Regions from separate parts of the Homo sapiens genome. Here region 2 is linked to region 1. A link is a loop called in an ENCODE intact Hi-C map of the cell type or tissue named here. Cell type or tissue: HepG2. All regions are shown on one strand. Links, peaks and the distances in the headings refer to the core of each region. The heading gives the core; the rest is flanking DNA. Region 1 overlaps FARP1 (FERM, ARH/RhoGEF and pleckstrin domain protein 1). Region 2 overlaps FARP1 (FERM, ARH/RhoGEF and pleckstrin domain protein 1).

Evidence for each region. A loop is a pair of places that touch in the nucleus more often than their neighbours do. Peaks named below come from ENCODE experiments on the same cell type or tissue, not always from the same donor. Only the 100,000 strongest peaks of a DNase experiment are listed, where the experiment ranks them.
Region 2: it touches region 1 in a loop (4-fold over the local background); 3 of 110 quality-filtered maps call a loop at or near these places.

Annotation. Positions count from the first base shown.
Region 1 is chr13:98,297,221-98,305,214 of GRCh38, reverse strand. All of the region lies in intron 2 of FARP1 (FERM, ARH/RhoGEF and pleckstrin domain protein 1), which reads right to left. Among named protein-coding and RNA genes, the nearest start is that of MIR3170, 93 kb to the right of the region's middle. In HepG2, for the core only: a CTCF peak has its summit at 4,158; a DNase peak (open chromatin) is centred at 3,864.
Region 2 is chr13:98,242,379-98,250,372 of GRCh38, reverse strand. All of the region lies in intron 2 of FARP1 (FERM, ARH/RhoGEF and pleckstrin domain protein 1), which reads right to left. Among named protein-coding and RNA genes, the nearest start is that of MIR3170, 38 kb to the right of the region's middle. In HepG2, for the core only: no CTCF peak of the experiment used is centred there; a DNase peak (open chromatin) is centred at 3,662.

The DNA.
Region 1 (7,994 bases), core at 1,672-6,671:
ACAAATACAAGTTGTTGTTAGTGAATGAGGAAAGGATTTTCCCCAAGGAAAATAAATAAATAAATAATAAAAATAAAAAATAAATAAATTAAAAAATATATATATATATACACATTTAAATATTCTTACTGAGCCCCTATCATCTTTCAACCACAAATTACAGTGAACCTTCACTCCTCTCTCTCTCTCTCTTGCTAAAAGCATTATGGCCATGCCTAATACTTCTCTACTCAACACAAAGAATACAGACCACAGACAGATGAGGCTGAAAGATTCGGAAGCAGAATTCAAGTGTATTTCTTTGTGGCACATGCTTTGTTATATTCTTTAAGGTTAAATGGAAAGATATGAACAGCATGTTCCAATGGCTGACAGATAATACGTTAATTTTCTATGCATGAATTTATGCCCAGCTCAGACAAGGTCTCAACTTTTTAGTAGTTGAAGAGAGACAGGGAGGCATGAGCTGTGAGAAATAAATGTCTTTTGGCTTCAGACAGAAACATCAGCATCGCATACAATTTCTCAGTTCATCAGTTTGGTCTGCGAAGGTGATACCACTTAAAATCATGGCACCTGCCCGCCTGCAAGAAACTCGTGTCACCGCCTTGGCTGTGCCCATCGAATGGGTAGCTTTCCTGGTTCCTGTGTCTCCAGGCTCCAGGCCTGTACCGCTCTGCAGCCCTCTTCTCCACCAGCCTAGAGTTATCTCAAAGCAGGACCCACCTCGGAATCTGCACCTTTCTGGACCTAACACCCCAAGGAGTACATGTCTGCTGACTGAATAAATGAATGAAACAGAAGCACAAGTCACTTCAAAAGCCCTTGATAATCTATAAACCATTTTAAAATAATTTTTCTTCCCACCTAGTTCTTAGATGAATGAAAATCATAAAGATAAACTCCCTAGTAAATATGGGTAAAAACAAGAGCCTTCAATTAAGCAGCTGGAAGTCCTACACTCCATTACCCAGTAATTTCACTGGCTTCCATATGCAGGTCTGGCAGAGCAGCAGACCCTTCTGCTGGAGGGGTCTCGGGCCCCACTATGTCATACACCAAGATGAATCTACCCATGGGGACAGGGGAAAAGGGAGCTCACGGTTTGTTTTTACCAGGCCTGAAGTGACTCTCAGCAACCTCGCTAATAATTGCTGCATTTCCCAAAGTAAACAGAGAGGACCGTTAGGTAGAGTTTTCTACACACCAGGGAAAAAGGAGGCTTGCAGTGACACTCAGACCACCACTTCGGTCAAGTAACGAGTGAACTCTGATGAATGGAACTTTCTAATCAAAGAGGCATAAATTAACTTTCAGGTCTTTCAATCAGCTAGTCAAATACAGTGCAGTCTTTGAATTTCTTAATTGTCTGTTTTTCTTTGCAGAATCCCTCCTCTGGCGCTTAACCTTTAAAGCCCTTTCCAACCCTGAGATTCCATAGAATTCCACTCCTGTTACACATATCGATTTTACTAATTGAGGCTAAAGTAAAATATCCCAGTTAGTGAGATTTTCCCATATACATAAATCTATGTCCTATATACACAAGCCATGAAGCCATTTGTATGTTGAGCATTTCAGAAGACGACAACGGGGACTCTGGAACATCTGCTTACTAAAGCTAAGGGCGTAGGTTCAGAGAGGACTTAATTTACAAGTTCCAACTCTTAACAGCATCATTTATGAACATGTTCCCCAGAACATACACAACGAGGACCAAGTTCCCTCATATAAATCTTTTTGTAGGTTCTCAACCCTCGCCACAAGCCTCAAAACAAAATCCAGTTTAAATAAAATGTTAACAGGTTTACTGAAGTAGATGTACATGCTATAAAATTCAACTACTGTAAGTATACAGTTCAATGACTTTTTAGTACATTTCTAGGACTGTGCAAACATCACCACAATCCAGTTCTGAAACATTTCCATATCACCCTTAAACTTTCCCTCAAGCCAGTCTGCAGTCAATTTCTGTTCCCACTCCCAGGCCAAGACAACCACCCAACATCAGCTTTCTGCCTCTAAGATTTGACTTTTCTGGACATTTCACATAAATGGCTTCAAACAACACGTCATCATGTGTATCTGACTTTATTCACACAGCATAAAGTTTCTGGAGGTTCGTGCATGTTGAGCATAACCAATCAAGGTAAATTATATTGATATTCCCTTTACAATCAAAACAGAGCCTGCTACATACAGAGTGGGCCCGCAAAATTCATGAAAACTCCACCAGGACCAAGTGGCCACCTCCACACTTCTACAGGCTGCCACATCACTACCTCCTCCCTCAGCTCAGGAGCTCTCCTCGTTGGGGCCTGATACTCCCTGCTCTCTCTCTTGCCCAAATGGGCTTATTGCACTCACCTTAACTCTCCTCGCCCCTGGTTTCAAAGCACCCACAGCTGCAGATAAGAGCTGCTCCTGCCCCTACTCTGGTCCCAAGGGATCAATATCAACCATGCTACCTCATCGACCTCAATCTCTCAGCAAGGAGAAATGCATCCCACAACTGAGAACTAATGGCTTCCATTCTCACCCCAATGGGATCCTGAAGAAGTTCCTCTTTGCTCTTCACCTTGCCTTTCCTTGATCTCTCCAGACAACGATGTTATAGGTAAAAATTCCTCAAATGCCCAGACCTTGGTCAGTGCTAGCACCCAGGCTAGGTTGGTGCTAGGAGAGAGGGCTGCAGTGCTTTTTGCCTGAGCACGCCCAGGAAGGGTGAAGTGTGGCAAAGCTGATCTGCCCCGGACAGGGAGAAGCAGCTCTCGGAAAAAGAAAGTGACCATCTTTGGCCACTGGTGTGGGCAGGGGTGAAAAAAAAGATGAGTGTGGGAGGTTGAAAATATAGCAACTGGGGAAAATGGAGGAATGAATGTGAGCTAGAAAAGAATTTTTTGATATGGGTAAGATTACAGGCATAAGCTGGCACTTGCCATTCATGGTAGATTTTACAAAAGTGGTGGAAAGAGAGTTCATTCCACGTGTTTGCCCCATTATTCTGGAGGTTTGATTATGGCTTTCCATTAAAGAGCAGAGTTAACAGCTAACTTGGTGGCCCCTGCTTTTGTGCCAAAATGTGGCAGCTAAGTCAGCCCAATTCATGGAAAGTTCCTTTTTGCTTCCTACTTCTATGCAGGGAAGTTAATGGGTACAGAGCCAGTCTGTGTACGGGGTCAATTTTGAGGTGTGTCTACACCAAGTATTCCTTAAAAGGAATCAGGTTTCCTTAGGGGAAAAAAAAAATGATCATGAATTTTAAAGTCGACAGACAGGATGATCTGTTTTGTTTGAGAAATCCGGTCACCCGAATTAACAAGGCTGTTGCACGCATCCTCCATGCCCTGGCTTTGGCTCAGAGGACAGTCTTTACTTTCTGCTTTTTAAAGAAGTCTGAGCCATACACCACCGAGTACGTGTACACTTAAATAAACATAAAAACACTGGCTTCTTAAGGCAAGTTAAGTATCCCTCTGTGTGTTTTCAATGTACTACCATTTTGGGGACTTGATTTCCCCCCAAAAGCCCGAAAGGTTTATACGATCAAAACACCTCTTCTTTAGGTTCTATCCCCTCTAAAATATTAAATGCACAGTATTATCTAGAAAACGCTGAGCTTTCAACAATCCAAGTCCCAGGAATGTAGAAAGACATAAACAAAATGGAAAAGTAAACAAATGCCAAGCTCCTAAGTCACTGCCAGGAAAATTCTAACAGAGAGAAGAGAACGAGCCACACATTTTTAATGTGGCTCAGAAAACCCACACCTCCGCAGAAGGCTTGACTTCAGGCTTCTCTCACTTGCCAGCAACCTCATACAATAGAAGCTCTGTTTCTGCCAAGCAGACCTGTCTGACTTCTCCACCTCTTCACCTACAGAACTTTCAGATGGTAAACAGACGTGGAAAGTGACACGTGGACCAGAGAAAGCCCTACAAGTCCAACAGAGAGAAAGAAAAAAGTGCATTAAAGTGGCCAGGAGCTGGTCAATGTACTTGCCCAGGGCTCCTCCAGGTGGGGGCTGGCATGAGCTCTGCATTACTGACATTTGAGCAGGTGTTCCTTTGTTGGGGGCAGGGTGGACTGTCCTATGCCTTGTAGGATGATCAGCAGTGCCTTGGCCTCTTTCCTCAAGATGCCATTAGATGACAACCAAAGCAGTCTCTGGACCCAGCTCGATGTCCCCTGGATGGCGCAATGGCCCCAAGTTGATGACAGCTGGTCTGGACCAACAACAGGATCACCAATTCCAGGGTTGGAGAGACCTGAGAGATCATCCAGGCAGGGGCTTTGTCATTTGGGATGCATTAATGGAGTCCCTTAAAGGGTAACTCTCCAAGGCCATGGAGCCCCCAAGTCGGCAGCAGCACAGAAGACAGAAGCCTCAGTGCCTGACCAGGCCAACATTTTTGGAGAAGTCTATTTTCAAAGAAAACTGGACATTAAGTGCCCCATATATATTTGAAACCATCATTTGGTAAAGCAAGTAATATTCATAATGCTGTTCTTTCTATATTTTAGAAAAAAAGTACAGAGGGGACGGGGAAGGGTGGCCCTGCTGGGCGGAGCAGAGAAGTGGCTTCACCTGCAGAGATGGAAGAGCTGATGAAGCCACCGGCAAGAGGGCACAGTCAGAAGGCAAGACCCTTTTACATGTACAGAACACATTTTGTATATGTTTATAAAACTGCTGTTATATAATGTAACATTTTCCCTGGAAATCAATCCACTCAAAAAGAATACGCGGACATCCTGGGTACCAAACCAAGAGGGCTCCCAAAGCATCTGCCCAGCTCTCTTCACTGCCGGTTAGAACGATGATAGAGATGTGGTTGGATGACTGCTACCAAGGCTGAGAGAGACACGGGGTCCGTGCAAACGACAGTGGCCCAGGGCCCCAAGGAACAGTTCCCAGTGACCTCTAAGTGACTAACGTGAAAGCCTGTCGTCCCCACACTACTCGAGGCCAACCCCATAAGGCAGCATGGACGGACTGTCTTCTCACTCCAGACCTCCTAACCTAACACCAACTTTCTCTTTGCCTCAATAAATATCTTAATCTAGATACAGTGCTCTCAGGGGAAAGGGTGTGGCCAAATTCTGTGTGTGGTTGGCTCTTGGCCTATTACTGGGACTGAGAGGGAGTGTTTTAATAAATTCTTTAAACATTATTTGGGGGAACATTAGAAACTATTCAATAGTGAGGCCAGAACAAAAGAGGAAGCTTTCAATGCTCCTGTAGCATTTCAGTCCCCCTGATTAGCTACTGATTAGCACACATACTTGAAGCAGCAGATCATCTGGGAGGCAGAAAGCATCCAAAAACATAGAAACAAAAAACTATTTTAAAATAATAAAGAGCTAGAATTAAATGTACCGATTATTAAAATAGCAGTGATTTCAGCACCACATTTTTGTCCGTGCAGTCGTGTGTTGCAGCCATATAGCTCCACTGAACAGCTTTTTGTTACTGTTTATTTTCCTAAGCTCTCAAATAAAGTGATTAAAGAATTACATCTTCCTAAGGCTGCAGAAGGATGGAAGGAAATTATGAATTCAGGTTTCCAAGACTATAATTGGAGTTAAGACTCTAATGTGGTTCTTTGGGGCCCAGACTGTATCTTTACTAATATTTTTCCTACTTTAGCATTTATGTTGCCACCCAGGAGCATAACTCCACACACAATTGCTCAAGGCTTATGAGTCTTCTGTAGAATAGGCAAGGAAAGGAATAATTTGAAGGCGTAATGTCAAAGCTCTCACTTCAGTAGACAGCCCCTACGTGTTCATACATTTCGCCTGCTGGGCCCCATCTTTCAAATAGAGCCAGCCAGAGTATGCTTTTATGTCTCTTGGCTGGTAACCATCTTGTTCTCAGTGCCTGGGAGAGAGGGTGTGAGGATAGAGAGGAAGAGAAAAGGTTGTTTCTAGCAAAGGTCAATATTAATAAAACACCCTATGCCAAAAAAACAGACAGCAAAGTTTTGTAACAATGGTTACTTCTGCATGGTAGAACTGTGGCTTTTTTTAGTTGCTGTCGGTTCAAATGTTTTTGATAGGAACATGTATTGCTTTATTACCCAGCATTAAAATCAATATTTTTTAAATATAATCAATATTTTCTGAAGTTGTGCACATAATCCCAAGGGGGCCACTCACTGCATTCCCAAAGAAACCTCCGCTTTCCTGTTCCATCCCTCCCGCCAGATAGCATCTTAGCAGCACGTGCCTTCATTTTTGGCAGCCCCTCCACTTAAAACTTGCAGTTCCATTCAGCACAGGTCTGAAAATCCTCATATATACAATGTTAGTAAATGACCAAATACATTCCTAAAGCCTGCTCACCATTTATTCCTTTCTATTTCCACTTTACAGCAAGAAACATACTACTCATCCATCAGCGGGTGTAACTCACCTACATTATTACACAACCAAGGCGTTGAAAAGACAGAAAGCTCCTTTTTAATGCTCTAAGCTCCTAGAAGGCCAGGGACTGTTTTTAACTCCTCTATACATTGCTCATGTCCCATAACCAAAGAATTAATGAAGTGCTGATGAAAAGATATGAAAGCCCAACAGCATAAACACAGAGACAAAAACAAAACAAGGGTTTCACTCCATTCCTGGGAACAGCTGGCAGAGCAAACACAAAATACTTGAAAGCCACAGGTAAGGGGAAAAAAATTAAGCTGATTGCTTCATCCCAACCAACTCTTTCATACAAGCAGATGATAAAACAAAAAGAAGCATGGGGTGCAGTCCCATAAGAGTTTCTATCTGCACCTTTGGAAACTGTCTTCTATGCTAGTAAGTTACAGCTAACAAATGTTTAGTGAGTCCACCTCTGTGCAAGCATGGGACCTTGTCAATCAGTCTTCAGATTATGCGACACGAATGAACGTAGAGATGTGTGATCCCAAGGCAATGTATTTAAACACAAGCCATGGTGTCTTCCCTTTTCCTTGGCAAAATGGGATAACCAAGCCTTGAAAATGCTGTTAAAGGAACTAAAAAGGAAAGTATACACATAATGCCTGATAGAGGACAGATGCTCAAATATGCAGAGCACACGCAGGGCCACCGTGCTGCGCAGCTCTGGGGCTTGGGGCAGTTCCCATCACAGTCCTACACAGCCTGACATGGAAATCCTGGGTCGCCCTGTTTCTCGGCATTCTGCTTTATTTCATTTTCTACTTCTCTGCCATTTCTCATCAGAAATGTCAAGGTCAAAATGCAAACGCACAGGATGATGGCAAACAAGATACAGGGAACGTGGATAATTCAGAAACCCGCTCTGATAGGGATCTGCTTCTATGCCATGTAACATGACAAGGAACTTATTCAAAATCTATCTTTAATTCTTAGATACAACTGACAACTTCAAAGTAACATAAAACAGCACTGAAGACTCCATTCCTATTGGTGGGGGTGAAGCGGTGGAGGGAGACAGGACCCTTTTGAGAATCAGATGAGAGAGAGGGGCTTCCTTCCCCCAAACATACACATCTACCCAAATTTTGCTTACATGTCAGCCCGTTCATAAACATAACGTCCCCACCCAAATGTCCTCCTTCCCACAGTAGTAATAACCCAAAGAGAATCAGGCAGATCTTCTTATAATTTCATTTAAACACGGGGCAGTTTGAGTTTTTAAAATTATCGTACCTACAGTTGGCTGTAGTCATAGTAATTCACCCTTTCTCTCTAGGCTGTGTTAAAATTCCTAAGAACAAAATAGCATGAACAAAGCCTGGGAAGTTTTAAAGCCAATCTTGAATCCCAAATGCCTGCTGTTTCACCAAATAATTAAGCGGCTACTTCATTTCTATTGCACACCTGGAGCTTAATTGCTTCACAAAACCACACACACAGATGGCTTCGAGAGAGGTAAGTCCACATAATAAAAGTTCATGGGCAGCTCCGTTATTTGGACAAGGTTTTGGTTTTATGGAGCTGCTGCCCAGGGCACACACCATCTAAGTAGCTCCTGC
Region 2 (7,994 bases), core at 967-5,966, 54 kb after region 1:
ACAATTTAAAGTTTTGACAGATTATGTGAGAAAGAAACAAATCATGTACAAACCCAAAAGACTGGCATTATTGTACCTTTCTTTAGAACCTAAACCATTCAAAACACATATGGTTTCAGATTTTAACATCATTATTTTGTGACTTGAGATGGCATTTTAAAGAATGACAGACTCAGTTTTGCAGGTTTTTAAATCCCACATTTCTTTTCAAAGTGTCTGTGTTTCTCCGATTAAGTCACTGGGCCACCCCAATGTTTGGTGTTCAGAAATCATTGGTGAATCTCACGAGTAAATTTAAAGCGATGTATTTTCTCATACATATAAAATCATCTATTTTCTCTTTTATTAAATGCCTATCCTTTCCAAGGCTTAAAAGATTGAAAACTTAAAAATTAGGTTTTCAAAACAGGTCAACAATCTAAACCCTGATGAATTTTGAAGATTTCCAAAAGAAATTTGGGGAAGGAGCTGTCAAACATCGCATATGTAACTGAAGGGAGAGAGGTGGGGAACCAGACTGTTCATTTGCCCCTGGAATTTCATGTTGTCAATACCACCACGGGGAACCATCACTAAGAAACGGTATGGCCTCAGGTTTCCGTCTGTCTTTTTTCTTCTATAATGCTCAAAGACAGGTGTAAACACAAGGCCTGTGTGATATTTCTTTGGGAGATGTACATCTTGTTACCTTCCTGCCTCCCCGAGACATAGGCCTGAGTGACATTAATCATTCCAATAGCCAAACAATTTCTGTGTCATCAATGGGCCATTAGCTGGGTGAAGAACATGGTGGGGAAACACAAGACTTCTGCCAAAATATCTCTGTTGCCACAAGGAAAAAGTAAAACAGTAAGCAGACCAGAAGTTCTTTTTAATGATGTATTCCTCAAGCAAAAATCAGACCTCTTCCCTCAATAATGGGCTGTAACACTCTTGCAAAAAAGCGTCTATCTTACAAGAGTTTAAGTTCTTACCATGTCACATAAAAGAAGTATCGTATCATTAAAAATTTTATGTTCCCAAAAAAGTTCACCAAGTACATTAACAAGGAGCTATACTTGCAATATTTCCAAAGGCAAAGTTGTAACAGTAAAATAATTCAATTAAAGCATCACAAAAGATACCTGAAAATTCCTATTCGTCTAAATGAGCACCCATGGGTGCTCACTTAGTTGAAATACAGTCGATTCTCATTATTTGCTGTAGTTGCACTCTACATGGTCACCACTGAACTAGGGAACACTGAACTGTTGCGTCTAGGAGAAATACAAGATTAGATTCTGAGATCTTCTGTCATATTCTCATCAACTGAACAATATAAATTTGTTTAATGTGTGTTTCTGTTAAAAGACACTTTACTTAATATACACTGTTGACTCATTAATGTTGAATTAATGGCCAGTAAGTAGCACTAGAACTTATGCCTAAATGAAGCTTCCCTAACACCCGTTTTCTCTGTAAGGCACATTCTCAGCCTTCTTGCGCTCAGGAACCCTGGACAGTGCTTCTAGCACTACACTTCAGAGCCATTTTAAACAGTGAAATCACCAACAAAAAGCACGAAAACGCAAACAAATCACGGCACTAACTAGATCATCAAAAAGGCACCTGTTTCCAGCGCGAGAGCTGAGACAAGAAGGCAGACCCTCATTTGAGTTCAGCTGAGAATGTGCACATTGGGCAACTCACATTTTTCTGTAATCCTGGGCAGGTCCACAAATGACCAGGAAAGCACCACAAGCTTGATTTGGGGACTACAAATTTTAGGGAGTAGGTGGATTCACAAATACGGAATCCATGAAGAATGTGTTATCCAGTGTGGTAAGGACTCAGCATATCCTAGATTTAACATTAATATCCAAAAGTATTTCTGAAGCTTCTCATGATTTCTTAAAACATGAGACATTTTGTTTCCTGACACTATCCCATCCTATAAAAGGATACTGTATTATGTCTATGGCCACAGGAAAATACCTTGGGGAAGCCCTCTACCCGGGGAGAAACAGCTCACATCACTGCTAGGAGGTATCTCCTTACCCCTCCCTCTACCCTCAGTGTCCCTGAGTCCACTATTAAATCTCATTCCACCCAAATACAGTAGAAAAGAGTTCAAAAATCACAGAATATTTCAGAGAGAACTGGTTCACTATTTTTCTAGGTACTGCAAAATCTATCCTTTACTCATGCCAGATATTAGACAGAGGTGTCATTGGCCCATTTCTCTCATTAGAGTTGCTGTTTGCTGGGCTGGACGGGATTGCACCCATTGGCCTGTTTGGGAAGACAGGTCCGAGGTACCCGCCTCTCTGATGCTGAGAGAGGCTGCGAAGGTTTTTGTTCATAAAATTTGTTTCCTTCTTGGACCCTTGGCAGAGATGTGTTTCTGGTCTTAGTGTCAGGAATCTGCGACTCTTCTGAGAACTGGTTTATTCTTATCATACGACTGCTGATCAAGTGTCCAGCATTCAATACACAGCTCTTCACAAGGATCGCTGGAAGCTGATGACCACATCCGTGGCTTGGTGGCATTCACTTTGTGAAGAGGCCTCCTTCTGGATGCTGCGGACATCTTGCCCCTGTTCTCTGTTTCTGTTTGCCTGGACTTTCTTATCGGCTCCCAATCCGCATCATCTACACTCTGGCTCCTCGTGAACTGCCTGGAATCCGTTGAAGGTGGAAGCTGGGGTCAACCTACCAACCTTTGCTCACCTTCCTAACTTTCTCTGGGAAAGGTTCCTCCCCTGCCCTGGATCCCAGCAGAGCCCTGAGCTCACTGTCTGTTGTATCCTTCTCCGTCTTCCCTCCTCCCATGTTAGTTCAAATAGCTCTCTCTGTTTCACACCACCTGTCCTCCCAGTGAGCTCCACTCCCCCAGCAGGGCTGCGGGGATGGATAGCCCAGCCAGTCATACTGGGGTGTCTGTCTGCGTTAGTGACCCGGCCTGGTCATTTAGAGCTTAGTGTGACTTTCTTAAAGGGCAGTTAAAGAACTCTATGTGGGGGCCAAAGTGGGCCCAGCCAGGGGTGTGGAAGGCTGCACACCACCAACAGAGTACACACCCTGGGCGTGACACTATTGGTAGATGGCACGCATCGTCTTCTAGGTGTAGAAAGGAACAGCTACTTTTTTTTTGGAGACAGAGTCTCACCGCCACCCAGTCTGGAGTGCAGTGGTGCGATCTCAGCTCACTGCAACCTCCGCCTCCTGGGTTCCAGTGATTCTTCTGCCTCAGCCTCCCGAATAGCTGGGATTACAGGCATGCGGGTTACAGGCATGCGCCATCACGCCCAGTTAACTTTTGTATTTTTAGTAGAGACGTGGTTTCACCATGTTGGCCAGGCTGGGTCTTGAACCCCTGACCTCAGGTGATCCGTCCACCTTGGCCTCCCAAAGTGCTGGGATTACAGGCGTGAGCAACTGTGCCCCGCCAAGGAACAGCTGCCTTCTTAAACACAGGAGTTCCAGCCCTCGGTTCTGTGTAGACGGTTGTATGCAGGAAGTGCACAGGCAGAATCCATGGGCTCAAGGAACAGCTGGATTTTTTAAAGCTAATTAACAATGTTCCATTTCAGGGCTCTGGGTAGAAAGCTCTGACAAAGCCACTGTTCACTAACGTGCTGTGTGCTTAGTGATGTCATTCTGTTTGTGGTGTAAGTACCTGGTTAAAATTAAGCTTTTCTAAATGCCTCCCTTATAGCATTGTTTCAGTACCCAGGACTAAGAACTTTGAGCTTTTTAGATTATCCCCAGAGGAGAAGGAGGGAGTATAGTATGTAAACACACACACACAACACTCACAAACACACAGGCACACAAGCAAGCACACACACACCACTTATTTTGAGACTCTAACAATGAAAACTGACAACCATGTTTCCTAGACAAAAACTATAGACTCTAATTTTTTTTTAAGTTACAAGAATCAGAAGACTAAGCTTATTTTTGCTGATCTACAGATGAGAATTAAGAATTTATCTCGGGGCTGGGCGCGGTGGCTCACGCCTGTAATCCCAGCACTTTGGGAGGCCGAGGCGGGGATCACGAGGTCAGGAGATCGAGACCATCCTGGCTAACACGGTGAAACCCCGTCTCTACTAAAAATACAAAAAATTAGCCGGGCGAGGTGGCGGGCGCCTGTAGTCCTAGCTACTCGGGAGGCTGAGGCAGGAGAATGGCGTGAACCCCAGGGGGCGGAGCCTGCAGTGAGCCGAGATTGCGCCACTGCACTCCAGCCTGGGTGACAGCGAGACTCCGTCTCAAAAAAAAAAAAAAAAAAAAAAAAAAAGAATTTATCTCGGCCGGGCGCAGTGGCTCACACCTGTAATCCCAACACTTTGGGAGGCTGAGGGGGGCAGATTGCCTGAGCTCATGAATTCGAGACCAGCCTGGGCAACACGGTGAAACCTCGTCTCTACTAAAATATAAAAAGTTGGCTGGGCATGGTGGCGTGGCGGCGTGCATCTGTAGTCCCAGCTACCCGGGAGGCTGAGGCAGGAGAATTGCTTGAACCCGGGAGGCGGAGGTTGCTGTGAGCCGAGATCGCACCACTGCACTCCAGCCTGGGTGACAGAGTGAGACTCCCTCTCCAAATAAAAAAAAGAATTTATCTCAAAAATCCTAAGAATGGGATACATTTCTGCATTTTCTGTGCTGCTCGAAATTGTTACTGTAAGTAACCATGTAACACCTTTGTAACACAAAACAAGTTCTTCTTCTAAAGAATAGTTCTATTAACCCAAAAAGATTCCTCTTGTATTAATAATGAAATACACATCTGCTATTCTATCTAGCTCAGGCTTGATCATCCACTTCCTTTAGGAAGGAAAACTGGGGGAGGCTTTTTAAAAATTAAGCTTTGCGTTTACACAAGTAGAAAATGCCTCCTGTGTCACTCTAATTGTTTCAATTAAAGTACTCACTTCGTATTACTTAGTTGCTGCAGTGTATGATTTTGTCACATAAAACACTGAACATGGGAGCTGAAAATCTGTTTTCTCATTAAAATCAACTGTTCTCACATAAACATCCCACAAAGTGCTTATCAATAAGCTGGTAAGACAAACATGTATTAAAGTAGATCTGACTTTATTCGCCTTTCTAAATGGCTTTACAATTAACAATCCATTCTTTGAATAAAAAAGTTACACAAAAATTACTGTAGATTTCTCAGAACACAGTAATATGGTAAATGAGGTACTCCTTTTAAAAACTAAACCCTTTCAGGAATTAAACTTCAGCAATTCCAGTTAACATTTAAAAACTAAAGAATCTAATTAAGAGACCACTCAGGAAAGGAAGATGGTTTTTAACTTCTGCACTAGCAATAAACCAAATCCCTCTCTTTGGTCTAATTTATGGCTGGAATAGAAATGAATCTTCCCCTAGTGGCAAACAACCCACAGCAGAAAAGCTGTATTGCTTCCCTTTAAGAGGCACCAAATCTAGTAGATCAAACCAAGCCTCCTGGAGACCCGTTTAGGAGTGGATGGGCCCCTCTGTATGCAGCTTCACGTATCTGAGATCACATCTGTATCTACTCCTACCCAGCAGAAAAATCACTTATTGGGCACTGAAATGTGTTAATGTCACCTTTGAATTTAACTCTGGCCATTGCCAATCAATTTCTTTGAATGAAATAATGAAACAGGACTTCAAGTCCTGACTCAAAAAAGATTAAGAAGCTCTTCAGTGACTGTGACCGCTAAGCTTCTACTTCCAGCCCAGTTTGTGTAAGAAATAGAGCCTGTAAGATGAGTGAGAATTCTGTCCTCTCCAAACTTCTCAATTAGATGTGAATGGTGCTTGGGCTTCATGGAGCATCTCAGTACCCAACCCGTCCAGGAGGAGCCGGTGGCTTTGAGGAAGGAGGATGAGGACACCATCTGGGAAGAGAGGAGAGCAAATGCTACTCCCTTGAAAAGGCGCTTTTTGTTGTTGTTTTTTAAAAAACAGTAACAATAAAGAGACACAGCAAAGTTTTGGAAGTGATGGATATGTTTATTACCTTGACTGGGTGATGGTAACACCAGCCTATACTTATATCCAAACTCACCAAATTGTATACATTAGTTATGTACAATTTTTTATATACCAGATATATCTCAATAAAGCTAGGAAGTGGGGTAGAAAGGGTGTTTGCTGGGAAAACCAAAATGGCAATCAGCTAGGAATCTGGGATGGACTGTATTTTCATCACTAATTGTACCCAATTCTGTTCAACTTTAAAATTATGCAAAACTCTCCAGTGCTTACATGAATATATTCTCATTGAAAAGCCCTCTCTGAAATTTTAATGAAGTTCAAATGGCCCCAGAGAAATCTGCTCACTGATATTCCTTTTCAAGAGATTGCTTAGGAAAAAAAAAAATCTAGAAATAAGATGCTCAGGGGAGAAAACTTGCTTCCTTTGTAATTATTTTGTAATAGCACTATGAGTTTCACATATTTTAAAGAATTTGGCTTAAAATTACACTGAAATTCCACATGTACAGCAGGGAGTAAAAATTTAATACTCCTCTTGAAAAAGTCAACAGTGAATTGAACTTTAGGTCCAGTTTTTGTTACAAAATAACTGATAGTCAATACTACAATCTTTAACCCTGCTGGAAAAAAAGGGTGATTAATTACCTGAAAGGGCAATGCAAGTTATACAGATTTTTTTTTTTTTTTTTTTTTTGAGATGGAGTCTCTCTCTGTCGCCCAGGCTGGAGCGCAGTGGCACGATCTAGGCTCACTGCAACCTCCGCCTCCTGGGTTCAAGCAATTCTCTGTCTCAGCCTCCCAAGTAGCTGAGATTACAGGCGCCCACCACCACGCCCGGCTAATTTTTTTTTTTATTTTTAGTAGAGACAGGGTTTCACTATCTTGGCCAAGTTCATCTTGAACTCCTGACCTCGTGATCCACCCCCCTCAGCCTTCCAAAGTGCTGGGATTACAGGCGTGAGCCACCGTGCCCGGCCATACAGATTCTTCTTAATCAACAGGACACAGAAGAAAAAGAAGTCTCTCTTCATAACTGACTTTCCATCCTACAGAGCTACATGCATTGAGACTGGCACACATTCCACAATGCACCACGCTTTGGTATATCTGAGACAGTCAAAGGAAATATTAAAATGAATGAACAAATTAACAGTTCAAAACCAAAGCCCAAATCTTAGTTTGGGAATCAACATCTTCCCAATATTATTAATTTTTTATGGCGTTGTGGCACCTTATTGTTAGTTTGATTTTACAGTATCACAGTAAGTAACACTGAAAAGAAAATCACTACTTACTGATTATAAGCCTGGGGAAAATGAACCACAGTTCCTCATGGAAACAGTAAAACCTTTCGACATAAAATACAGCAAGTCTGGAGAATGAACAGTAGGTCTTGGGGCAGAAATAGCAAAAAGTGAGCAGTGAAAGTACCTTTTCCCCTTTCTCTGAGCTAAATGCCTACAACCTAAGTTCTTCCCACAGAAAATGCAATCTGAAGACAGATGTTGAACCTTGTCTTATTAGTGAAAGACACAGATAATGTAGATACACATATTAAAATCTTATTCTCTTCCAAAATATATTTATACAACTAAAGATAAAATTAGCCTTTCAAAAGCTTTCATGCATTACAAAATATTCTTGAATAATTTTTTACTATGTTTTTCCATAGCCTTACATCTTTCAAAATTTTATATTAAGTCCAGATTTCTTTGAGACAGGGTCTTGCTCTGTTGCCCAGGCCGGAATGCAGTGGTACAATCTCAGCTCTGCAGCATCAACCTCCTTGGCTCAAGCAATCCTCCCATCTCAGCCTCCTAAGCAGCTGGGACTATAGGCACACAGCACCACACGTGGCTACCTTTTAAATTTTCTTTGTAGAGATGGAGGTCTCACTATGTTGCCCAGGCTGGTCTCGAACTCCTGGCCATAAGAGATCTTCTCACCTCGGCCTCACAAAGTGCTGGGATTACAGGCATAAGCCACTGCATCTGGCCCCAAATTTTTAAAAA